Regions from separate parts of the Homo sapiens genome. Here region 1 is linked to region 2. A link is an interaction called in ENCODE POLR2A ChIA-PET data of the cell type or tissue named here. Cell type or tissue: PC-3. All regions are shown on one strand.

Region 1 (8,000 bases), 180 kb before region 2:
TAGACCCTGCCTGCCAGATAATTGAGGTAAATGGGGTTATTAATTTGAAGTAGCTAGGTAATTTGGTCTGCCTCCCTTTGATAATGTAAACATGGTCATATCGTGTAATTGTATAATTGGCTGAAAGGGCCCTATTCTTTCTCTTGAAGCATCTGCTATTGTCTGTGGCCAGGCCTTTGGGTTATAGTGTGATAGTGTGTTCAATTAGTACAGAAAAACCCTAGGTATTTAGTGTGGGTTTCCTGGTGGAAAATTCATACATTTATGTGTATGTATTTATGTACGTGTATGTGTATATATTTTTAATTAAAAATGGAAATATAAAAAGTATTTTAAAATGGATAATTATTCCTGATTATTCACGGAAGAGTTTTAAAGAAATATATATATGCTTCCCAGTTAAACCACCTTAGAGTCTATTTGAGGAGATCAGCTCCTTTGTGAGAGTTGTTTTTTTTTATTGAGCCCCACTGTAATGTCTATATTTGAATTGCCTAAGAAACTCATTATAGCAGAGCTTATTCCTTGTCAAAGATGGTCAAAAGAAAATTAGATTCAGTTCATTAGCTTCTACCTAAACCTTGCTTAATGGGGCCCATGTTGTGGTTTTGTTATTGGATCACAAACATTTAACTTGATCCTTCCTATTCCTGGCACTGGCCCATATTGTCATGGCAGCTGTGCTGCCCGAGGGCCTCTGTGGCGTGGCCTCCTCATCTCACTCTCCAAAATGGCTGAGCCGTGGGTTCTGAGACTTCATTTTACATTGGGACCAAACCTGCTTTGTCTGTCATTTGTTGAAGAAGTCTGGCCAGCCTCGAGTAGGGGCTGCCTTATGAAGGGTAAGAAATTCTGGGGTGGGTAGGTGGGAGAGAGTGGGCCACTTCACAGCTGTGGTGGCCACATGTCTCAGATTTTCTGGAACCATCTAGCTCTAAAATATTCTCTATGGTTTTAGACCTTAAATCCTGAATTTTGGCATGGAAAATGAGGCTCAAGTGACGTCTGCTCACGTGTCTCTTGCGTTAGTTATCTGTATAACAGGCCTCTTACATGATATTTCTACCCTCACCAAAAAAGGAGAAAATGAGAAGAAGATTTAGGTTAAAAAAATATATATTCCCCACCCAGCCTCTGCTTGAAATGTGAGGTTTTGGTTTTGGACAGCGGCGTTGGTTGTTGACGTCATTGATCCAACTATTTTATTTCCCACTTCACTTTGCTTGCCCAGGTGTGGTCCAAGGAGTATGAGGGCTGTTAAGATAAAACCAGGCTCCGGAAATTCAAATGAAATGTCTACCTGAACCTCCTCAAGTCTTTCCTGTGGGCTGTGTATTTATTTATAAGCCTATTGGGCTTTGGCAGCAGAAAAAAAGAAGAAAGGAGGAATTTGTTTCTAAAATGAAAACCAAATTTAGTTAATATAAATGCTACCCATGTGCAACTCATCCTGCCAGATCCCAGTAAATGTACAAATATCAAAATAACACAATAGATAAAAATCACGGTGGAAAAAGAGAAATTGAGACACTTCTGTGTTTTGCAGGGCCAGAATAATCTACACAGTTTACTCCTTCCACCATGCATATTTTACATACTACATTATTATCTGATTTTATATAATATTCACATTGTAATTTCTGAATCAACTCTAAAATTCATAAAAATTTAGAATAAAGCTATGCCCACTCAAAGCATTGAAATAAGTCAATCATATGGAAAATTCATGTTCTCAAAAATGTCTTGGCTTCAGTTATCTGAGAAGAAAAAAATCACATTTAATTTTCTTAGTTTTCCAGTTTAGTTTGCAAATGTCAAATAACTAAAAGTTATAGGAACCAAAAAATGATAAACTTCTCTCAAAACTTATTGTATATAAATCTTATTTTTTTTCTAGCATTTAAATAAACAACAATGGCCAATAATTCTATAATATGTTCCTTTTTCAACTTTTTTCTATAACATGATGATATTGACTAGATATAAGTGATGGCTTATTTAAGCAAGTGAATTCTGCACATGGACTAGAATTTTTAAGAAAAATTTTAAGAAAATTTTGAATGTAGAGTTGAGTTTTATTTGTAATTTTCATTTATTTACTTATTATTATTATTATTTTAGAAACACAGGGTCTCACTCTGTCACCCAGGCTGAGTGCAGTGGCACGATCACAGCTCACTGTAGCCTTGAACTCCTGAGCTTAAGCAGTGCCCCACCTTAGTCTCCAAGTAGCTGGGATAAAGGCACACGCTGCTATTCCTGGCTCATTTTTAAATTTTTAAAGTAGAGACTCCCGCTTCAGCCTCCCAAAGTGCTAGGATTTGTAATTTTCAATCTTTTGAGATATGAGAAAATGAAAAATAGTTTTCTACTAGGGCACATAACTCTTCATGTAAGAGTTTAGGTGTCTGTTACACATTGTGGATATTACTTAGTCCTTTCTGGTTCTGTTAAAACTAATTTCCTTCAGAAAACACAGTAGTGGCCAGGCACAGTGGCTCATACCTGTAATTCCAGCACTTTGGGAGGCTAAGGCGAGTGGATTGCTTGAGCCCAGGGGTTCAAGACTAGCCTGAGCAACAGCGAAACCTCATCTCTACAAAAAATACAAAAAATTAGCTGGGCATGGTGCACACCTGTGGTCCCAGCTACTCGGGAGGCTGAGGTGGGAGAATCACCTGAGTCTGGGAGGTCGAGGCTGCAGTGACCTGTGATGGCATCACTGCTCTCCAACCTGGTGACAGAGTGAGACGCTGTCTCAAGGAAAAGAAAAGAAAGGAAAACCCAGTAGCCCTGGGTTGTAACTTTTAGGGAATTCGTGAAGCTAAGCACCATGTTTTCAGATGACTCCCCTGATTTTTGTACTTCTAATCTGCTAGAAAAACAGATGGACAGATTCATTATAAATGTGTATTTAAAAAGAACAGCTATATGGCCTGAAGGACTGCCCAAAGGGAACTGAAGTTTATGGAAAGCATTATGGTTTTGAGAATTATTTGGCTTCTTGCTGTTTTGTGGATCTGAGTTTTTAGTTGCTGGAATTTGACATCTAAATAAGAGGCTGTTTGCTATGATATGTAAATAGAGTGTGTGGGTCGAAATGCTTGTCATTATGCATGTTGAAAGGACAATTTACGATTTACAAAGATGGAAAAGCTCAATAAAGATCCACTATTGAAAAGCTACTGCAAAAGGAAAGCTATAGATAGATGGGCTTCTTGCAGATGAACAGAATTAATGACAAGTGAAAGGAAAAATTCACATCATGAGGAGGGAAAATGTCTTCCAAATGTCAGTGAGAGAAACACTTTTCCTTTTCCTTTCTGCTGTATCCTGGGCATAGCACCCCACTACCTGAAACTCCAGCACCCCGAGCATACCTGGACCTGAATAATACAGCAGAACATGCTGCAGCAATCTATTTCCATGCTTGCCCCTGCTGGCTTTGTACACCTCTATTGTCTAATCATCTCATCTTGTTTCCTTTTATCTTCCTGGTACCTAACACAAGCATGGCACATAGTAGGTGCTCAAAGAATGTCTGTCTTAGTCTATTTTGTGTTGTTGAAACGAAATACCCAAGACTGGGTAGTTTATAAAGAACAAAGATTTTTTTTTGCTCACAGTTCTGGAGGCTGGGAAGTCCAAGATCAACTTGCTGGCAGGTTTGGTGTCTGGTGAGGGCTGATCTCCACTTCCAAGATAGTGACTTGTTTTTGCATCCTCCAGAGGGGTGGAATGCTGTGTCCTCACATGGTGGAAGGCAGAAGGCAAAAAGGACCAAACTCTGTCTGTGAAACCCTTTTATAATGATATTAATCCACTCATAAGGGCTGAGCCCTCATGACCTAAGCACCTCTCAAAAGGACTCACCTCCCTTCACTGCTGCGTTGAGGATTAAGTTTCCAACACATAAATTTGGGGGAGACACATTCAGACCACAGCCATGTCTATCGAATTAAGTCTTAATGGTAAAAAGTCTCCTTTGTCTAATAGTTGTGTGTATACTTATTCCCTGCTCCACTGTGAAATTAGTAATGTAATTTTTGTTTCAGGCAGCACTTGCCACTTTCAATCAGAGGCACCGAAACAAAAAACTAAAATTTTATTACTTAAAATTTACAGAACTAAATAAGTGGTATTTGAGGTAAGTTTGTAATGCTTATATTTCTGAAATTTCAGCATAAAACTGTATTGAGACTTTTGGGATGCCTTGTATATCGTAAAAGAAGGTATAATGATAACCGGCATTTATTGAGTACTACTATGTTCTAGAAATGTAACCCTTCATAGGATTCCTATGAAGATCCTACCAGTTAAATATTGTTATTCTTCCTTTTTATACTTGGAGGAAGATTAAGAACTCATGCAAGGTCACTTGGCAAGAGGCCAAGCCAGGATTTGAACCCAGGAAGTCTAAATCCAGAGCCTGGGCTCTTAACCACTGAGTTAAACTGCTTCTTAAGAAGACTTGCCTCCCTGCAATGTTTACTGAAGGGAATGGATTTACCCAGACAGGCCTGGCCTTTGGTAGAAACGCTGCACAGCTCTGCGTAGAAGCAGTTAGTCATCTGTACTTGCAGAGGCTGTAAAACAAATGTGGTGAACTGTAAAAGATTAAAGAGCCTGTTTTCCTGCCAGCTACCAGAAAGTTTCACATATACTTATTAAAGTTCTTATAGCAATGGCATCTGTCATTTAAAAAAAAAACTTTTTATTGACACATAATACACAGAGTGTTTGTTTTTATGACAGAAGTGGTTCTTGAAAGAGTTGACCTCTCTATAACTCTAACACATTTCTATGTCAACCAGACATGACTCTAGGTCAGTGGTTCTCAGAGTGGTCTGGGGACCCCTGGGAGTTCTTAAGGTCCCAACTATTTTCAAAATGATACTAAGACCTTTGTTCGCCTTTTCCACTCTTATTCTTTGACAAGCGTGCAATGGAGTTTTCCTGTGGCTACACGACCCATGATGGTATCATCACTAATTAATATGTGCTTGGATATTCTTATTTTTAAAATGTCTTAGTTTTAAATGTTCTAACGTGAAGAATATAGATAGATGTAACCCACATAAACAAAAGTTCTTAGGGGGGTCCTCAAGAATTTTTCAAAGTGAAAAGTGGTTCTGTAATCCTTTTCTAAGAGTTTGGTCAGCGGAGGGTGTTTATTACTTTTTAATAATAAACTTATTCCTAACATACCTGAGTTTACAATCACCTTCCAATGTGTAAGAAGTTGAATGAGATGAAATTAGAAAGATAAACCATTCAGAAAGATAAACCATTCTCCTTGAGTTTCCTCTCATCTTTTAGGATGCTCCCAGAGGCTGGAGTACCTTATTTTCTAAAAAGAGGGGTATACTTTCTACCACAGATCTCCGAAGATGGGGTCTTTATTCTAACTTGCTAGGCATTCTTTTGAAAAGAACAGCCCTGGTTACTGTAATTGTTAATAAGGCAGCCTGTCGAGTGCCGGAATCCATTTTTCTGTGTGATTAGAACCCGGCTGCATTCCTCCTTCCTGACATTTCATCCACTCTGCTTCGAGGTCTTAAGAATTAGCTGTTCTTGGATTAAGTGCCCTTAATCAGCTCATTTTACATTACAATGTAAAGTTTCGCTCATGTTCTGCAGAGAACTTGATTTTCATTTGCTGTCCTTGATCACAGAATAGTAAGTGGATTCCCAGGAAATTTCATGAAGTGGAATGATAATGCAGAGACGGGGGTGGGGGCGGTGGGAGGGAGGTGTCGGGGGATGTGAAACTAATTGATTAGTTTAGAATCTTCTAATTTCCATGAGGAATGGAGGAGCCCAATTTGTATTTCTTCTTGGCATCATGTTCTCACAGATTGTCTGATGTTTCATTATCATCTTGACAGAACAGCCGATGTAGAATTATGTTGACTAGGATATCCGTTGAGTTTTTGCCATGTGCATTAATAGTCCATGATTAGATTATTTTGACTCTACTAGTTGGTTATCTGAGAGCTTGAGGAGTTAAGAAGAGAGTGTCTCTGAGTCCTGAGTTTTCAGTGCCACTGTCCTTTGAACACAGCAGACACCTCCACCCCCAACACCAATATACTGGGCTTTGAGGACCATAAATGACTGGTGTTAATGTCCTCTCCTAACAAAACTTGTGGGCAGAATGCTCCCCTATTTAGAATTTTCCTAATCCTTACATACAGCTGGCTTGAGTGTTTTCATCTGTCAGGACTAGTCCTTTGCCTGGTTTCAGTGTTAATTTGCATGCTTGTCATCCTAGGGTTTTGTTTTCCTGCCCCCAACCTGTTTTTGGAGTCTCTTCCCAGTGGATTTGAAAAATCCTGGCTACTAGCGTGAGGATTTTCACATACGCACACAAAGTAGAAGTGAACAGATTGTGGCTTTTGCCAAATAAGCCTCTTTGGTATTCCTCACCCCCTGAAAATAACATCATTTCTCCACGTAATCGTTATAGAAAAACACCACAGAGCAAATGCTCCTCACAAACACACGCCACCTAAACAAACTGGGCAGGTCATATGCTGCTGTTGCTGCAGCTGTTTGCTGATCCCAACAGGGTCCAACTCTTGTGAGCAAGGAGGTGTTTATGGCGTGGAGACAAAGCCTGGCTGCAGTGGGAGGGTTGCTGGCCGCCAGCCCTCATTTATCAGCCTGTTTTTCCTTACCCTTGGAAGACCTGGGATCTTCATGGGAGACAGCATGGTGGAGAGGAGGAGGCTGGGTTTTGCTGTCTTGTCCTTCCCAGTAACTGGTTCTGTATTTGCTCTATCCTTTGTTTTTGTTTTTTCAATCACGTAGTCATTTGCTAAGGATTTATTGAATTCTAGTTATGGACTAGGCAAAAAGCTAGTTGTGAGGAGAAGAAAATGAACAAGACAAAGTCCCTGCCTTCCCTGGGAGACACGCCAGAAAACTGTGATGGTGAGTGCTAGATGGTGCCTTGACACAAGGAGGGAGGCCTTGGTGTATAGGTTGAAGAAGTCTCTTCTAGAAAGAGTTGTGAAGGATGAGTAGGAATTCTCTAAGCAGTTAGGGAATGAGGAGGAGAGGAGAAAGGAGAGATTTGTGTCTTATGTATCCATCTACCCAATTCCCCCATTCCTGCCACCATGCAGGCATTATGAATTGATTGGGAACTGTTTCCCAGTGAGCTCACCCTTGGCTTCACAGTCTTTCTCCAGACGTGGCTCCAGGCAGCCTCTCACACAATCGTCCTCAGACTTGAGTGAGCAAACAAGTCAATGGCCCTGGTTATTGAAATGCAGGTCTGATTTAGTAGATCTGGGGATAGCCTGGGACCTGCATTCCTAATGTAAACACACTCTTCCCACCCCTAGATGATCCTGATGCAGGTGTGCTCACCAGCTGCCACTTTGCTGAGAAGTCAGCACGGCATGGTCTCACTCCATAGATGGACTGTGAATTGATAAGACCAATGTGGGGCAATTTGGCAATTCCTATTAAATTTTGACCCTGTAAAGATATATAAGAGTGGGTTTTTAGAAAATCATCATTGTGATAGAAACTATTAAAATCTATGGAAATGACTCTCATTAGGAGAGCAGAAGGTGACTAAGGAGACCTGGTTACAGTGGCAGCCTTGTCATCTAGGGAAGCTCAGATCTGGTGGAGCTCATACTCCTTGTAGAGGTCTGGCATCATGTCCTGTTCACCCCTGGCTTTGACTTTTGTCTTCTGCCTTCCATTTCTGCACTGTGGGAAGGAAGTCCTGGGATATGGAGAAGGTCAATAACATGTTATTTGCATTTTGCATTATTTGCATTATTTGCATTTTGCTTGCCTTAATTATATCACTCTCTCTTTATAAATGTCTTTGAATAACACTTTTAAAATTAAAATTGGAAAGTTGAATTTGCTTTAAATATTTGCTTCATTTATTTTCTTGTATCATACCCTGAAATTAAGCATGTCTGGTTTATGCTTGATATTTGTAACCACTGTGTAACTATTCTTATTTTTCTGGT
Region 2 (8,000 bases):
AGCCAAATTCCATAAATTTGGCTCATGTTTTTTCTTTCCCTTGCCTACTTGCCATCACCCTAAGCTGAGAATTTCTTTCTTCTCACTTGAACTACTACCTTGGTCTCCTTCTTGTGTCTCTCAAAGCAGCCAACAGGCAAATATTCCTAATGTTCCAACCTCACTGAGTTACTCTCCAGCTTAAAAACCTTAAACGGCTCTCTACTACTCAATCACCGAAAAAAAAAAAAAAAAAAAAAAAGCTGAAAGTCCCGTTTAACTCATACGAACTTGGGACTCCTCCTGGATCACTGTGCTTGTGGTTTTTTGGCCAAACTGGACAACCTGCTGGTCCTCAAAGGTACCTAACACCTGCCCTTCCCCAAAACCCTACCTAGGTCATTCAGCATGTGCCAAGCTCTCTCAGTTCTACCAACCTTCTGCTCACCCTTCTAGGCCCTGCTCAAGTAACACCCCCTGCCTGAGGTCCTCCCTCTTCTCTTCATACTCTCAACTCTACCAATATAATGTTTTTGCCTTTCTGACCATATTCAGCATGTATAAGTCAACTCCCTAGATGAAGCACAGGGCCCAACACACAGTAAGGCTCAGTAAGTATTTGCAGAATGAATAAAAACTTGAACTTTAAGTCACTTAAAATGGTTTTTCAGAACAAAGATTGGTAGAAATGCAGGAGCACTTTTTTTTTTTTTTTAAGCTGGGTGGATAGGGGAAGAGAACACTACAGAAAATCCAGATTCATGTTTAAAAGTATGGGAGAGTTCAGGGAGAGCAGACATTTATTTAGTAGAACTGGTATTTTCCTTTGTTTGCCACACATTCTTTTTTAAGTATCTTATTACAAAGACAAGTAATGAGAATCATCAGAGGTCTCTATTACTTCATTATTCCCCTTTTCTTACATTTACAGAAGTATTTTGGGAGACCAAGGCAGGCAGATAGCTTGAGCCCAGGAGTTTGAGACCAGCCTGGGCAACGTGGCAAAACCCCACATCTCTACAAAAAAAAAAAAAAAAAAAAAAAATTACAAACATTAGCTAGGCATGGTGGCACACTTGTAGTCCCAGCTACTCGGAAGGCTGAGGTGGGAGGATCACTTGAGCCTGGAGGTCAAGACTGCAGTGAGCCAAGTGAGACCCTGTCTCAAAAAAAAAAAAAAAAAAAAAGAAATGTTATTTTATAAACATTCATTTTTTTCTTTCGATATAATAATCTGTTAAAATACAGCCTCGAGGTAGATTATTTCATTTCTGACAGCTTAACTGGCATGTGTTGAATTCCTTAACAAAACTAGATAGGGAAAAGAATTTCAGCTGAGACACCTGAGAATGCGTCACGATCAAGTGCTAGGCTATGTGAAATGGAAGCATTAGTCATTTTCCAATGTCCAAATGTAAAATTCAATGAGGAAGGAAACAAGCTATACTTTCTATTAAGCCATATTTTCATTTGGATGCTGTCTATGACCAATTATTGGTATGACAGGCTGAGTATCCCTTACCTGAAATGCTTGGACCGGAAGTGTTTAGGATTTCAATTTTTTTTCAATTTTGGAATATTTGCATTATACTTATAGGTTGAACATCTCTCATGTGAAAATCTGAAATCCAAAAGGCTCCAATGAGCATTTCCTTTGAGTGTCACGTCAGTACTCAAAACGTTTTGGATTTTGGAGCATTTCAGATTTCAGATTTTTGCATTAGAGATACTCAACCTGAAATACAAACAGTAATGTACCTACTGCTATTTATCCTAACAAACTGGACAAAATTGTTTTATCTATATCTGGAACATAAAATACCCTGCACAATTCATTATTTTTAAAGACATGCTTCCCTGTTACTATTTTATTTTGCTTAACACAAATGCTGTATACTATATAGATTTCTAGCAATGTGGATTAAAAACATCAACGAAATCTTTTTGAAGACCACATATTTATTTTACTCCAAAAGCTAGTTCATATAATTAGGACCTGTAATTGTGGCCCCTGTTATATGCTATTCTTTTGTTGGATAGGCAAAACATAGTGGAGAAACTATTTATTTTATCATTTGTATTGGCTCTTATACTTAATGGATCGAAAGATTCACAACTGAAACCTCAACTATCCATGTCCTAAGTTAAAACACATGGCAGGAAATGAAGTTTTCCATAAAACAACATTTATGCTTTTCCAGTGTTCAGTAAAATAACAACACATTTGCCAACTTTACCAGTACACATGTTTAATGCTGAGGCAGAGTCAGCATCTAAAAGGAAATTCCATCACACTTGTTTAAAAAGCTGGTTTTATGTAGGATATTTTGATGTTACCGCTGGTGCAAAAGTCTCTGTACAGGAAATAGGTATTTCTTTGGAAACCTGGCTAGCTTTCCCTGTTCACTCCTGTTCATTCATTTTCTGGCTTAAAAATTTAGGCAAAGCCATGACTAGAGATGACCTAAAACAAAAATGTAGGTATGGTTCAGAGAATTTCAGAATTGAAGGAAACTTTAGTCATTATCAAGAATCATATGCCATTTTACACACAAAGACACCGAGACCCAGAGACATTATTTAAATGGTAGCAGAGTATCAATCTGATGTGTAGGAATCTGACTAGAAGCAGATTTTACTCAAGTGATTTACTAACAAAGGTAGACACAAAATTCTCCGTCAACCACACAATTTAACTTCTTAAATGGCTTATGCTGGTTAACACTATGCCCTAGAATGACAAGTAAACTCACTTTACTCCTACCAAAGGCTAACCTGTCCACCTGGGCTGGTCTCCTCTCCGTCTTCTCAAGCCTTCCCTCCAGCAACTATCCTCTCTCCTGCATCACACCCTCTCTACCCTCCCCATCAGAACACACGAGCTCTAGGATCTCCCACCTCATGTAACATGTAACAACAACAACAGCAGCAAACACTTATAGACATCCTTACCATATGTCAGGCACTTTACATACATTGATTCACTCAGTCTTCACAACTCTAGAAAGCCAATATTATTATATCCCCATTTTACATATGAGAAAACTGAGGTCCCAGAGCCAGTAAGGGGCAAAGCAGATTTAAAACCAGGCACTTGTGGTCTTTGCTGCTTTTCAAAATACAACAAACAAAACAAGCTTCTCCTTTAATCCAGCTTTCACCCCATTTCTCTGCTCCCATTCATATTACAACATTTCAAGAGTTACATATGGTCCTGTCTCCACTTTCTCATCTCCCATTCTCTCCTCAACACAATCTGATCAGGCTTTCACCCTCAGTAATGTACTAAAGCCAGTCATTCTGGTCACCCACTATCCACTTTGGTAAATCCAGTGATGACCTCTCAGCAGAATTCAGCACAGTTGGCTCCTCTCTCTTTCTTGAAATACTTTTCCCCCTGGCTCCAAGAACACTCTGCTGATCTCCTTCCTATCTGGCTGGCCACTCCTTCTCCATCTCCTTTGCTGGCTCTTGCTCTTCTGCTTGGCCTCTAACTGTTGACACATTCCTGGGCTGAGTCCTGAGTCCTCTTCCCTTACTCTCTACGTGGCCTCAACTTTTCATCTCTAGCAGTTAAACTCTCATCTCACATGTCCAACAGCCTGTTTAATTTCCATTTCAAATTTAACACAGCCAACAGGGAACTCTTTTTTTCTCCGGCACTGTGCTAGATACTATGATTACAGAGCTGCTAAACTGGGCCTTTCCCCAAGGAGCCTCCCTTTCTTTGTAGCCTTCAACTCACAGAAGAGTTAGTTACACACCCCTAGGGGCCAGAGGCCAGCTGCCAGGGCCATCAGACTATACTTCCTTGGGAGTTTTTCTAAGAGCTGCAGTCCAGCCCCCCAGATCCCCTACAACTACCTCCAGGCAGTGAGTGCCTGAGGTTTCTCTCCACCTGCTCTGCTTTGTCACTGCTGACAGTGTGAAGCCAGGAGCGTCAAGCACTGCTCATCCCAGGCTGGATCATCTCTAAAAGGTTCTTTGACCATCAAGCTCTAATAACCAAAGCAAGTTACAGGAATAACTGTTGAGAAACAGTGCATGTTGAAAAGATGCCCCCTACCTCAAATTGAAGTGACCACTCTACCACAATCTCCTTGACATGCATAGGTGATGACCAGTAGAGAATTGTAAAAGTTAGCCTTGGGACATAGTCCACTCTGCAGCTAAGCAGACCATCCCATTCAAACCCAAGCCTCATCAAGATCACAAGCGGATTATAAGCATTGGAAAATCAGCACCTGGAACTGTAGGATCCCCAAAGGCATCTGCCCCAGGGGCCCAGCCATTTATTAACTAACCACTCTGCCATCAGTATCTCCCCCGTTTCTCATGCCTAGTAACACATTGCTCAATTAAGCCTTGTCCGTCTAAACAGAGTGTCATATTCTGCTGTAACATAAAGGAAAGCTGATTTTATTATCAAAGATCTGAGTTCAAGGACTGAGTCCTTGTCCCTTGAACAAGTCCTTTAAACTTAGGACAACAATATAATTTATCATTCAAGACAGAATAATTTTGAGAGTGAAAGTGAGTGCTATTACACCAGGAACGAGAGGCATAAACCAGGACTATTTCAGGCAAATGAGGAAGCAGGGTCATCCTACCTAAATCTTTGATTCTTAATCCCCTCATCTGTGAAATAGAAATTAAAATCCCTACATGTCCCTCCCAGAATGGTTGTGAGAATCAAGTACCAATCTGTTGTATAATCTGGTGCTTTGTAAACAAAAAGGCAACATACACATAAGATACTGTAGGAAAAGACACAGGCTTCTAAAAGCAAACTAGTACAATAGAAAAAGAATTAGAAAGATTTCCAAAATCAATTAGGTGCATAAAGTCTTCTGATCAGAGTCCCATTAAAATCTGAGGATAGGAGCTTATCTATCATTTTCAATGCTGTAACCCCAGGATCTGGCCCAGGGTCTGGCACATTTCCAAATGAACAAATGAATGCATATGAATTAGTAATTTAAGAAATTCTTTCACTGCCAAACTCTCCCAACAAACTGATGAACAGAGCATATATTGCTCAGTAGGCCAACAGTCTGTAGAGGCCAAGCACGGAATGACCCCCTCCAGTAAAATTTGTCTTGCCTGAACAATCTTTACTGCATTACAGTATTTCTATCTTTATCTCCTTGACATTTCTAGGGTTACTCAGACTGCTTATTCTTTTGATTCTTAAGAATAAAATGAATAAAACTTGAACACAAACATTCCAATGTAATTCAATTCAGAGTTCAGTTTCCTCCATCAGCACAATCTCAGACTACTTACAGTTACAGTCCCAAGTAAGAAGCATAAACATCATAAATGGTCATTCAGTAAACTTTCCAGAGGAAATACATGCCCAAAACCAAAAGAACATTTCTGGGTGAGTATTCCATTTCCTGTCGACTCCAAGAGTAGCAACACAGTCCTTTAGCTAGGAATTCTGAGCTGGAGCTTCCTTTCGTCACTGAGAGACATGTCCTAGGCCCTGCTTCCTCTTTGTAAAATCCAGATGGCATCGTATCCTTAGGCTACCTCATGGACTTGAACTGAAGAGCAAATAACATGTGTAAAGTATACTCACTATACAAATTAAAGGCAAGAATGGAAGACGAGACTATAAGAAGCTGATCCAGTTCTGTTATGGCCAAACCTGAGGTGCCATTCATTTCAACGAGTCCAGGGTCCAGCCCCTACTCTATGGCTAGGAGCACCCTCTGGAGATTGGGGCAAGTTCCTAATGACCATATACTGCTGAGAAAGCCAGATACCATCTAGCTTTCTCCAGTTCCTCCCAACTCTTCGCAGTTCTCATTCTGTATGGGAGAAGAGGGGAAATTAGAAACAGAAGAGGAGGGCCAGGAGCTGTGGCTCATGCCTGTAATCCCAGCACTTTGGGAGGCCGAGGAGGGCAGATCATGAGGTCAGGAGTTCAAGACAAGCCTGGCCAACACAGTGAAACCCCGTCTCTACTAAAAATACAAAAAAAAGTTAGCCGGGCATGGTGGCAGGCGCCTGTAATCCCAGCTACTGGGGAGGCTGAGGCAGGAGAGTCACTTGAACCCGGGAGGCAGAGGTTGCAGTGAGCCAAGATCGCACCATTGCGCTTTTAGCCTGTGCAACAAGAAAGAGACTCTGTCTCAAAAAAAAAAAAAAAGAAAGAAAGAAAAAGAAACAGAAGAGGAGAAGAGATGCAACTAAAAATTTCCTGAAAGGTAGTACCATGATTGGATTTTCCTGTAATTTTCTGACTTGTGGGCACTAAAATTCTCAAGAGTTTGCATTAACTTTCTTTGTAGTTTACCTAAATTTGGCTCAAAATAACCCCCAAAAGTCCCAATAATTTTGTCCTATAAAATTCTGAAATGGAAGAAGGGCCGCCTTGCACCTTTTGCTGGCCCCGGGTCTCCCAGGACCTCATACAAGTGAAACTCAGCTATACAGGACAGCGATTTACTCTACAAATCGCCAGGAACAAAAAAAACAAAGACCAGAAGCTGAGTTTTTACCCATTTCCTCTAAATGACAAAGAAACACTTGAAAAGTGGTAAAAAAAAAAAAAAAAAATAGCAAGATTGATGGGTTTCTAGTAAATACCAGTTACTATGTAGTGACCATTTCACTCCTGACTCTCTTGACATCAGACGGGGGATTTGATATTTAAAACAAAGTACAGTTCCAACAACTTTTTCCTCTGCCTGAAGACAATCAAGTAAAAGATCCTTCTTAAAAAAAAAAAAAATTCACAGAAGAAACAATTGGAAGATGAGAAAAAAGTATGCCTAAAAGCCAAATCAGAAAAATCACTTGTATTAAATGAGGCAAAGAAAAATATAGTTAACACAGATGTGCTCCCTGAACACGCAATTACTTGATTCATCTGCCTTGGTGAAGCCACTGGCTTCTAAAACCAAGAAGTATACAAAATACTTGTTAACTCTTTTCTTTTTGAGACAGAGTCTTACTCTGTTGCCCAGGCTAGAGTGCAGTAGCGCAATCTTGGCTCACTGCAACCTCTGCCTCCCAGGTTCAAGTCAAAATACATGTTAACTCTTAAACTAGTTAAACAAGATTAACTAGGAAACCAGAATCTACGTTGGAAACATCAGTTAACTAAAATATGGATATAGGTGCTTTTCACACATCTTTTGAGTATCTAAATTTTACAACTATTACTTTGATAATTTCAAATTCAGAAGGTATTCAACAGTCTTTGGAAACCCAAGAAGTGCTTGAAATAACTACCAATCATCTTGCTAATCCAAATTTTACAAATATTCCATGAAAATCAGGTCAGCACAGGATAATTCATTCTTATTTAGCACAATTAATCAAACAGTTGAAGAATTAAACACAAATAAATAATCTATTATTGCCATTTTTCTAAACCCGTAGTTAATTCTTTTATATCTGCCCAAAAAGAAACCAGGGAAATGGAAGACATAGACATTGAAGACTCCTTACATAAGGATGTAAACTATGGAAGATTCTTTTCTTTTCTTTTCTTTTTTAAAGAGACAGGGTCTTGCTCTGCCACACAGGCTGGAGTGCAGTGGCACCATAATAGCTTACGTTAGTAACCTTGAACTCCTGGGTTCAAGTGATCCTCCTGCCTCAGCCTCCTGAGTAGCCAGGACTACAAGCACACCGCCATGTCCAGCTAATTTTAACTTTTTGCAGAGACTGGGTCTTGCTATGTTGCCCAAGCTGGTCTTAAACTCCTGGTCTCAAGTGATCCTCCTGTTTCAGCCTCCCAAAGTGCTGGGATTACAGACACGAGCCACTGCGCTTGACCACAAATTGAACATTCTTACTGCAGACAAGACACAACTAAAGAACATTTTTGGCAGAAAGTCTGTAAGCTACATTCTAAGATAACTCTTCCTGACCTACAAACAACAAACTATAGGTAGACTGAAGTCTTTGGAAGTTCTTATAAGACAGCCAAAGCAGGAAAACTGGCTATCTGAAGAAAATGTCAGATGATAAAAAACTGTTTTACAACAGGGGATGTCACTATG

The links. Peaks named below come from ENCODE experiments on the same cell type or tissue, not always from the same donor. Only the 100,000 strongest peaks of a DNase experiment are listed, where the experiment ranks them.
Region 1: POLR2A ChIA-PET joins it to region 2 with 6 read pairs; 8 of 35 experiments call an interaction of 5 or more read pairs at or near these places.

Annotation. Positions count from the first base shown.
Region 1 is chr3:16,453,714-16,461,713 of GRCh38, reverse strand. The region is part of intron 2 of RFTN1 (raftlin, lipid raft linker 1); the gene reads left to right. LOC124906220 (a long non-coding RNA gene) reads right to left here. Exons shown (of 2, transcript XR_007095840.1): 2 at 4,750-8,000. Among named protein-coding and RNA genes, the nearest start is that of RFTN1, 56 kb to the left of the region's middle. RefSeq lists an enhancer at 5,316-5,835. In PC-3, no CTCF peak of the experiment used is centred here; a DNase peak (open chromatin) is centred at 4,533; H3K27ac peaks cover 880 bases.
Region 2 is chr3:16,275,062-16,283,061 of GRCh38, reverse strand. All of the region lies in intron 4 of OXNAD1 (oxidoreductase NAD binding domain containing 1), which reads right to left. It also overlaps the pseudogene THAP5P2. Among named protein-coding and RNA genes, the nearest start is that of OXNAD1, 14 kb to the right of the region's middle. In PC-3, no CTCF peak of the experiment used is centred here; no DNase peak of the experiment used is centred here.